2 separate regions of the Homo sapiens genome follow, and region 1 is linked to region 2. The links are chromatin contacts, found by Hi-C or POLR2A ChIA-PET in ENCODE. All regions are on one chromosome and are shown on one strand. The core of a region is the stretch at or near the end of the contact, and the rest is flanking DNA. Distances in the headings are between cores, read along the strand shown. Region 1 overlaps CCDC149 (coiled-coil domain containing 149). Region 2 holds the start of LINC02473 (long intergenic non-protein coding RNA 2473).

What was found. Hi-C counts contacts between places; a loop is a spot of excess contacts on that map. ChIA-PET counts read pairs that join two places held with the same protein, here RNA polymerase II (POLR2A). Pooled maps may share reads with other maps.
Region 1: a pooled map shows a loop between it and region 2 (9-fold over the local background). The contact joins the enhancer-like site here to the promoter of LINC02473 in region 2. A Hi-C loop is called at or near these places in 1 of 37 single-sample maps with no recorded cell type and 3 of 50 pooled maps. POLR2A ChIA-PET finds 5 or more read pairs at or near these places in 2 of 52 experiments (AG04450 and BJ).

What each region holds. Positions count from the first base shown.
Region 1 is chr4:24,853,835-24,858,415 of GRCh38, forward strand. The region is part of intron 3 of CCDC149 (coiled-coil domain containing 149); the gene reads right to left. Among named protein-coding and RNA genes, the nearest start is that of CCDC149, 57 kb to the right of the region's middle. RefSeq lists enhancers at 2,598-3,098, 3,099-3,599. Within about 2 kb of position 2,922, at least 2 of the 41 ENCODE cell types and tissues checked have a DNase peak (open chromatin) inside an H3K27ac peak, as active enhancers do.
Region 2 is chr4:24,657,551-24,662,385 of GRCh38, forward strand. It overlaps LINC02473 (long intergenic non-protein coding RNA 2473), which reads left to right and starts at 2,350. Exons shown (of 2, transcript NR_183976.1): 1 at 2,350-2,493. It also overlaps the pseudogene ATP5MGP3. RefSeq lists an enhancer at 364-1,005.

The DNA.
Region 1 (4,581 bases), core at 1,672-4,171, 200 kb after region 2:
ATCTCTGAAATCAGGATCCAGAAGAAATGCAACAGTTTCCTGGGCTGGTTTTCCCCTTCTTTATTTCCTTATTCTACCTCACATAGTACTAAATAGCCAGGATAATCGCCCTTCATTCCCATCTTCATGACATCATCCTTTCCTTAAGATTTGCCTCCTGTTGGGATCCAGGTCCCTCCGGTCTCCATGGCCAGTCCATCAGCCAGCCTCCCCTTTTGGTGTGGCTCCATCTCACAGCCTCATGGTCCCTTTCCCCAGAGCATGCAGACACCTTTTACCATATCCTCACCCCTTACCCACATTTCCTGAACCTGGGATTCCTGGCCGCCCATCTAGCTACCTATTCCAGTCTTTTACTCACAGTCCTCGCTCACATGGCTTCTTGTTCTCCCATACTATTCTTACTTTGCTAATGGACTTGCCCTAATTCTCACCTGACTTATCACATTCTTACTGAACCTTAGCAGGAAGAGACTGCAAACTACTGAAAGGCAGAGACTCTGCTTTCTGCTTCCTCTGCTTCCATGTGCGTTGTTCCAGACAGTGCTCAGGTACCGACAAGTGTTTTAAAAGCTCATAATGAATAAATGAAGAAAGGAGGGAAGGAAGCAAGTAAGCAATCCAAACAGGCCTCCTGGAAGGGGGGATCATTCAAGGAGAGTCAAACGAGGGATATTAGAGATGATCTTAATATGAAAGAATCCCTTCCTGCTGCAGCTGAAGAAACCCAAATCCAGAGAGGTTAGGGAACTAACCCGACTGGAATGGCTAAATTTCCAAAGACTTCAATGCTAATACTTTGGGGAATATGTAACTATGGTGGGTACTAAAAACAGAATTAAAGGGAAAAGAAGATAACGATTACATGTTGGCTGACCTCCCGTATCCCATTTGTTGGGATATCCTGTTGTCTTACCTACTAGGTCTCCCCACCTCATGCTCACCTCCCTGTGGTCCCCCACACAGACCAGGCATGATCCTATTTCAGTGCCAGGGCCCTATTCTCTCTGTTTAGAATGCTCTCCCTCCAGAGAGCCTCTTGGTTCACTTCCTCACCTCCTTCAGTCTTGCTCAAAGGTCACCGTCTCAACAGGGTCCATCTTAACCGATCGATTTAATACTGAAACCTTCCCCGGTGCTACCTTACCTTTTTTTCTGGAGCACTTGCCATCTGTTATCATTTACTTCATGGTTCATTGCTTACTGTTGACTCCTTGTCTCCCTCTCCTTACTAAAACATAAGTTCCATGAAGGGCAAGGAACTTCGTTGTCTCTACTGACCTCTCCCAAGCACCTAGTAGATGCTCCATAACTATTTTTAAAATAAGAGGCAATAAGCTGAGTGTGGAGGTTGCACTCTCCCTAGGAGAGATCAGGAATAATAAGAGTGTACCAAGACTGAAACCAATGCCTGGCATGGAGACTTGCATAGAAAATCATTCATCCCTGGCTAGCTGCCGTGGCTCACACCTGTAATCCCAGCCCTTCGGGAGGCCGACACGGGTGGATCACCTGAGGTCAGGAGTTCAAGACCAGCCTAGCCAACATGGTGAAACTCTGTCTCTACTAAAAAATACAGAAATTAGCCAGGCATAGTAGCACATGCCTATAGTCCCAGCTACAGTGGAGGCTGAGGTGGGAGAATCCCTTGAACTGGGATGGTGGAGATGGTGGAGGTTTCAGTGAGCTGAGATCATGCCACTGAACTCCAGCCTGGGCAACAAAGAGAGACTCTGTCTCAAAAAAAAAAAAGGAAGAAAAAAGAAAAAAAAGAAAAACATTCATCCCCTTTGGCTGGATTTAATCAAGCCCTGATCTCTACTCACTTATTTGAGAACATTACTCAGTAACTCCATCGAATTTTTCAGCCCCCTATTTGCAAAGCTCCCATCTTGTAATATTTGAGTTCTAATTTTCCCAGATTTCTGTTCTCCTAAGACAAAAATTTAGTGATGGATGAGGAAAATCAAAACCTATTTTGTAGGTAGGAAAGCAAAGAAACATGAGACACTGTGAACAAATGACTGCCTTTGGAAATTTCCCTAAATGGGAGGAATCAGAGAGAAGAGGCTGCATTCTGATCATGCCACTTCCTGGGTTGGGTGACATGACAGGAGTTTCTTAATCTCTTGGGTCTCCCATCTGTAAGACAGAGCTAGCAACACATAGTTATTTGATCTTTAAATAATGAACAAAGAATGCCTACCACAGTGCCTGGCATCATGTGTGGGCTCACTAAAGGTGGGTTACCTCCCTCAACTGTGCCCACTCCGTGGTTGCTACTCCAACGCTCAGTGAACAGAGCTGTGTAAATGCAGCGAAGGCCTCTCCTTGGACACAGCTGACTCCTTTGCAATCCTGCCCCTTTATTGTTGATTATTTGTTCATTCATTTATCTGACAAATATTTATTGGGCACCTGGCATCTGCCTGGCACTGTTTTAGACCTGGAGATACAGCAGCAAACAATACAGACAAAACCCTTGCCCTTAGAAACTGACATCGAATGGGTGACATTACATTAACTACATTATATTACAATAGAATATATAATGAATCCGTGTGCTAGATGATAACATGCTGCAGAGAAAAATAAAGCAGGCAAAGGGAATAGAATGTGTTGGAAGAAAGGGCCGCAGAAGGTTTCACTGAGAAGGCCACATTTACATCAAGACTTGAAAAAGGAGAGAGAGAGCCTTGTAGATATCTTGGAGAAAAAGTCCCAGACAGGGGAAAAGGCAAACAGGCTTCCCTCTCTCCCTCACCCCATCACATCTCAAAACTTCCATTTGAAAGCGCAGCTCAAGGCCACAAGAGCAGGCTGACCACAAGGACTACAGCGAAGTCGAGAGATGACTCAATTCTTGATTTTCGTTTCCTGGTTCCCCCTCTCCATCCACAGCTCTCCTTCCTTAGCTCAAGGTGTCACATGTGGGCGGCCTCTGCCTTTCCTCCACGGAACTCCAGAACATTCCCCAGACATTAGCTCATTGATCCTTTTCCCTGGCAGCAAACATAATCCCTCCCTACCAGATGGAGGGCCAGGCCATTGGGCAGCAGTGACTGTCCCTGGGGAGCAGCGGGAGGAGCAGCCCAGCGCTTGCTCGGTCTGGGAGCTGGCTGCCAACTGCACATTCAGGTGAATCTCAGCATCCCCATCTGGAGAAGATGCAGCAAAATTCACCTAAACCTTCATTTAGCGGAAGAGAGGTCCAAAGAAATGTCTGTAAGGGCAACAATGAAAACGTAAAAAAAGACAAGGGAAAAAAATCTCCAACCTCCCTAAGCTTCCCTTTTTAAATCAATATTTCCTTAGTCTCTGGTGGGCAGGAAGACCCTGACATTCACTGACCAATGTAACTGCAGTGGCTACATTGGTAGCTACTGTATGGGTAAACCAGTACAACTCAATCTGTTGGTGGGAAAAGAGTTCTCTTTTCTCAATCCATACTAGATCAATACTTTTGTAAAATCTAATAAAAATGAGTTACTAGGCAAATAAATTTAAGAAGACAAGAAGATAAAACCCCAAGTGTGTATCATTAGATTCAACAGACATAAAACCATGCTGTCAAATTGCTATAAAAGTTTCTGAACACTTACTCTCAATTTCTGTATGTATCTTGTCATGGACCAGAAACAATTAGGTTGCAGCCTGGCCCTGGTCCTTGGGCCTCACTTTAAAAAGCACTGAGCTCAAATGGTTTTCCTAGGGATATGGAAACTAGAGTAAAGAAGACACTTTATAAAAATCAGTCAATAATTCCAGTGATGGCCAGGACGGAGGGCAGGGCTGCTTTAGGAAACAGTTATTTAGAGACCTAGTGATGTGATTATTGAAAATTATTTACTCTGGAGCCTGGCTGAAAAGAAATCTACTAAGAGCCAGCATTTCTACATTAGCTGCAAAACAGTGGTTTATTAAAATCGCAATCCTCCAAGTGAGTTCACTGTAAATCTACCCCAGCTTTAAACTTGGCCCCTGGAGTACAGTGGGGTGGGGGTGGCACCACTGCTTCAAAGCAGGTGACTGTAATTTTCTTTTACCTTTAACAGGCTAGATTCCTTGTCAACATACAATTCTTTTCTATTCAGTCCCTCCACCTCCTCAACTCCAAAACAATAACTTTGAAAACTAGAAAATGACTATTCTGATATGGTGCCTAATTCCTTGACATACACCTTAAAGAACAGCAAAAAAAAAAGAAAGTAGTACATTTCAAAGTGCTCAAAATAGAGGAGAAAAGTTCACAGGATTCTTTTGACCAAAAATAACACCCATGACTCACACACATTCACTATAACAATCCATCAAGCTAACACACGGTGCCTGCTTATAATTTATCAGCTATGCAGAGCACTTTGTCTAACTGTTACTGAGAAGGACTCTGTGACCATCAGTTTAGAATAACAGCACTATGTAAAGGAAATGTCAGGGAAAAGTGGCAGCCTGCCTAAGACTGGGTTTCACAGGGAAGGAAAACAAAACCAAGAGATTCTTTCCTCTAAATCTCTTGGGGCAAGAGGCAGCATAAATAGCAAAACATAAAACGGTTTAAAAAGAAGCCTCTTTTAAATATTC
Region 2 (4,835 bases), core at 1,100-3,599:
CCAGGATGGTCTCGATCTCCTGACCTCATGATCTGCCCGCCTAGGCCTCCCAAAGTGCTGGGATTACAGGCGTGAGCCACGGCGCCTGGCCCTTTATATATATATTTTTTTTTTGGACAAATCTTATTTTATTCAGATAGCTGTCTGATCACACATGGTCAAAGAACGCTCAAATAATAAATCACATATAATCAGATGTTAAAGACTGGTTTTCAGCCAGGTGTGGTGGCTCACACCTGTAATCCCAGCACTTTGAGAGGCTGAGGTGGGTGGATCACGAGGACAGGAGTTCAAGATCAGCCTGGCCAATATGGTGAAACCCTGTCTCCACTAAAAATACAAAATTTGGCTGGGCGTGGTCACGCATGCCTGTAGTCCCAGCTGCTCGGGAGGCTGAGGCAGGATAATCGCTTGAACCTGGGAGGCAGAAGTTGCAATGAGCCAAGATTGCAACACTGCACTCCAGCCTGGGCAACAGAGTGACTCCGTCAAAAAAAAAAAAAAAAAAAAAAGATTGGTCTTTAAACATTATAACCATTCACGCCTCACTTGGCTAAACACAAAACCACATCCACACCTCAGCGACCACGAAACCATTCAGCACAGCTTCCTTAACTGTGAGCTGTTTGAAGCTACCAGTCTGAGCACTATTGACTATTGTTTTCAGGCTCTGACTAGCTCTAGGGAATCTCAACAGGGGTGGGAGGAACCAGCTCAACCTTGGCGTAGTACCAAAATGTGGCCAATCCAGGCTTTGCATAAGTCACAGCAGCGTTCACCAGTGCCCGGGCCTTTTCTGCAAAGTTACAGACAAATTGGGCTATGGTTCTGGAATGGAAAGTTCGTCACCCCGAACAGCCGGCTGAATGTCTACCTGTAACTTCTTGATACCACCTGCTTGCTGTAAACTTTTCCCTTAAAAACAAGGTTTTTCCAAGGGAAAACAAGGTTGAAACCAAAAGGTTTATTTGCAAATACCCTGGGTTTTCCCAGAAAGAATTTCAGGCAGCTTCCTTGCCCTTTGGCCTCATTGCTTACAAGTGACTTTTTCCTTTGCTGCATGTGCTGTGATATTTTTCTCTTTCTGTCTCCCTTTTTCTTTTTCTCTTTTTCTTTCTTTCTTTCTTTCTCTTTCTTTCTTTCTTTCTTTCTTTCTTTCTTTCTTTCTTTCTCTTTCTTTCTTTCTTTTTTCCTTCCTTCCTTCCTTTCTTTCTTTCCTTTTTTCTTTCTTTCTTTCTTTCCTTCTTTCTTTCTCTCTCTCTCTTTATTTTTTTTCAGGGTCTCATTCTGTCGCCCAGGCTGGAGTGCAGTGGCACACAATCTCGGTTCACTGCAATCTCCACCTCCCAGGCTAAAGTGATCCTCCCACCTCAACCTCCCAAGTAGCTGGGACTGCAGGCATGCGCCACTATGTCCAGCTAATTTTTGTATTTTTTGGTAGAGACAGGTTTTCACTGTGTTGGCCAGGCTGGTCTCAAACTCCTGACCTCAATTGATCCACCTGCTTTGGCCTCCCAAAGTGCTGGGATTACAGGTGTGAGCTCCTGCGCCCAGCCATGCTGTGATAGTTTTTCCTTGGTGCTAGTTCCCTTTCTTAAGCTGGAATTCCATCTCCCACTTGGTCCTTTCAGAGTCCCTTCTTTTGATGCAGGCAAGAAATCCTAATTTAGCATCACTTGTGATTATAATTAAGGTGCTGTTTACTCCCTCTTCCAGATCATTAATGAGGATGTTAAATGAGACCAGAATGAAACCGTGTCCCCATGGCATTCCGCTAGACACCTTCCAACAACTTGACACTCTGCCATTTGCTGTTTCATTACCCTTTGTTTACCTTGTGAGCTCAGGCCCTTGCTTTTGAAGGAGGCAGAAAGCTTACTATTTCTACTGCTGCATAGATGCCACTTAAAGGGTGGGGCTGTTAAAACCTGGCAGATTGTAAATGCATCCTTTTGAGTTTGAATTAAATGTGGATTATGAATAGAGCATTGTCAGTAAATACTGTTGCTCTCCCTCCTCTCAGATGCCTTTGTTTGCTCTTGACTTTCTGCAGCTGTTGTCTTTCTGGGAGCAGAGAAGGGTAGCTGTTTGCTGTATGCAAAGATATTGCTTGGATCAGCTTAACTACAAGTGTAAAGTTACACTGTTGCATGTGAAAGATGTGGTAGATGGATTGCATTCATGGCTCTAGTTTTTCTCTCCTCCCCATATCCATGCCCTTTACTGAAGTAACTTTGCAGTACACTCCCAACTCTGACTCTGCCAAGCCATGTGACTTTCTTTGACAAATGGGATTTTAGCAGACATAATGCAAGTGTAAGCTTGGAAAAAAGCACTACGTGTCTGCTTGCACTCCTGAGCCTCCACCATTGCTGTGAAAACATGCCTGGGAGAGCCTGCTGGAAGACAGTACCCAGAGCAGCGCCCCAGTCTCTCCAGTTGACTAGCCAGGACCAGCCTAGATCTTCTGACAACTGGATGACCTTCAGATATGTGAGTGAAACCAGCAGAATTTGCAAGCTGACCACCACCAGATGCATGAGCAATAAGTATACTGCTTATGAGGTCTTGTTTGTTATACAGCCTCAGCTATGGCAATAGATAGCTGATACAATAGCACACATTTGGAGCTTTGTGGACTGGGAACTCATTGATCTTCCAAAGATTTTCCACATGGTGGGTCCCTGACACGATCCTTTACAAGAAATGAGAAGGAAAAGTTTTCTAAATAGAGATTCAGAAGGACAAAACAGGCTCTAGCATCTACAGTAACCTTTAAGAGACAAGGAGCAAGGGAGAAAAGAGCCTCCATGGAGACTTCCAGAATATGCAGGGCACTAAAAAAACTCCTTTTTCCTTTCTCTTTCTCTCTCTCTTTTAAGTAAAACAAGGTCTCACTGTACTGCCCAGGTTGGTTTCAAATTCCTGGGCTCAAGTGATCTTCCGACCTTGGTCTCCCAAAGTGGTAGGATTATAGGCGTGAGCCACTGCACCTGGCCTTCTTTTTCCAATGAAGACAGAAAAGAGAAATGAAGGGTGACCTAATAATTAGAATGCACTGACTCTCCCCTAACCCTAGGCACTGGTTTGCTGTTTCATTTTCAAATATTTGCCTCCGGAAACAGTCAAATCACTCAGGCTACAGCCGAAAAATGCTCCTTTGGTTTATGGCAACGCCATTGTTACAGGAAAGGGGTTCCGATCCAGACCCTAAAAGAGGGTTCTTGGATCTTGTGCAAGAAAGAATTCAGGGTGAGCCATACAAAAAAGTGAAAGCAAGTTTATTAAGAAAATAAAGGAATAAAATAATGGCTGCTTTATAGACAGAACACCCAGAGGGCTGCTGGTTGTCTATTTTTATGGTTATTTTTCCATCATATGCTAAACAATGAGTGGATTATTCATGCCTCCCCTTTCTAGACTATATAGGGTAAGTTCCTGACATTGCCATGGCATCCATAAACTGTCATGGCGCTGGTGGAAGTGTAGTAGTGAGGATGACCAGCGGTCACTCTCATGACCATCTTGGTTTTGATGGGTTTTCAGTGGTTTCTTACTGCAACTTGTTTTATTACCAAGGTCTTTATGACCTGTGTCTTGTATCTCCTGTCTCATCCCGTAACTTAGAATCCCTTAACCATCTGGGAATGCAGCCCAGTAGGCCTTAGCCTCATTTTACCCAGCTCCTATTCAAGATGGAGTTGCTCTGGTTCACACGCCACAGACACTGAGACAGGTGGCCTTACGAAGATGGGTAAAGCCTGGAAAAGGAGTTTGCACTCCTTACTCTGAGTGGAGGCACATGCTTCTTAAGTGCACAAGCTTCTGAAGACACAGCCTCTACTTGCTCCTTGGGGCTTTTTTTTTTCTTTCTTTTTCTGGAGACCGAGTCTGGCTCTGCTGCCCAGGCTGGAGTACAGCAATCTCAGCTCACTGCAGCCTCCGCCTCCCAGGTTCGAGTGGTTGAATCCTGCCTCAGCCTCCTGAGTAGCTGAGATTACAGGCATGCGCCACCATGCCCGGCTAATTTTTGTATTTTTAGTAGAGACAGGGTTCCACCATGTTGGTCAGGCTGGTCTTGAACTCCTGACCTCAAGTGATCTGCCCGCCTTGGCCTTCCAAAGTGCTGGGATTACAGGTGTGAGCCACCATGCCTGGCCCCTGGGGCTTTTCTTACTCAGCAGCCCTCTAGGCTGCCTCTTCACAGCGGACACCCAACCTTAGAATGGGCAAAGTGTGGCCCCTGGCCAGCAGCCTGGGCATCACCCAGGAGCTCATCAGACCTGCAGAATCTCAGAGCCCACCCTCACCTAATGAATCTAAACTGACATTTCACTGGAACCACAGGGAATTTGTGTGCACATTAAAGTTCAAGGAGCACAGGTCTTAGGAGATGTAGAGCTCCTCTGGAAGGGCATATCATTTATTTGGGGTCCATCCCCACCTCTAGGTGGTGAGTTCTTGAGGGGAGGATGATACCTTGTGAGTCTTTGTATCCCCAGCACCAAGCACTGCGCCTAAATGTAATAGGAGCTCAAAACTAATTTGCTAAACTGCAGTGAGCTGATGTAACTGAACAGCCAGACTCGTCAAGCTTACTCCCCTATCTCGTGGACAGGACTTTCCTCTCCAGGATTCCTGAGCTGCCTGGAGCAGTGACCACCTTTAATGCACAAATTTGTCAAAACAAGGCAAACCCCACCTCCCCGCCCCCCCCCCCCCGCCCCCACACACACAGACCCTGGGCAGCTCTGTGCACTCCAGAGATTTAGGTTTGAACATTGTGATGTAAAGCACAACATCCAGTGCATTTGAATAAGTGAGTTTGGGATCGG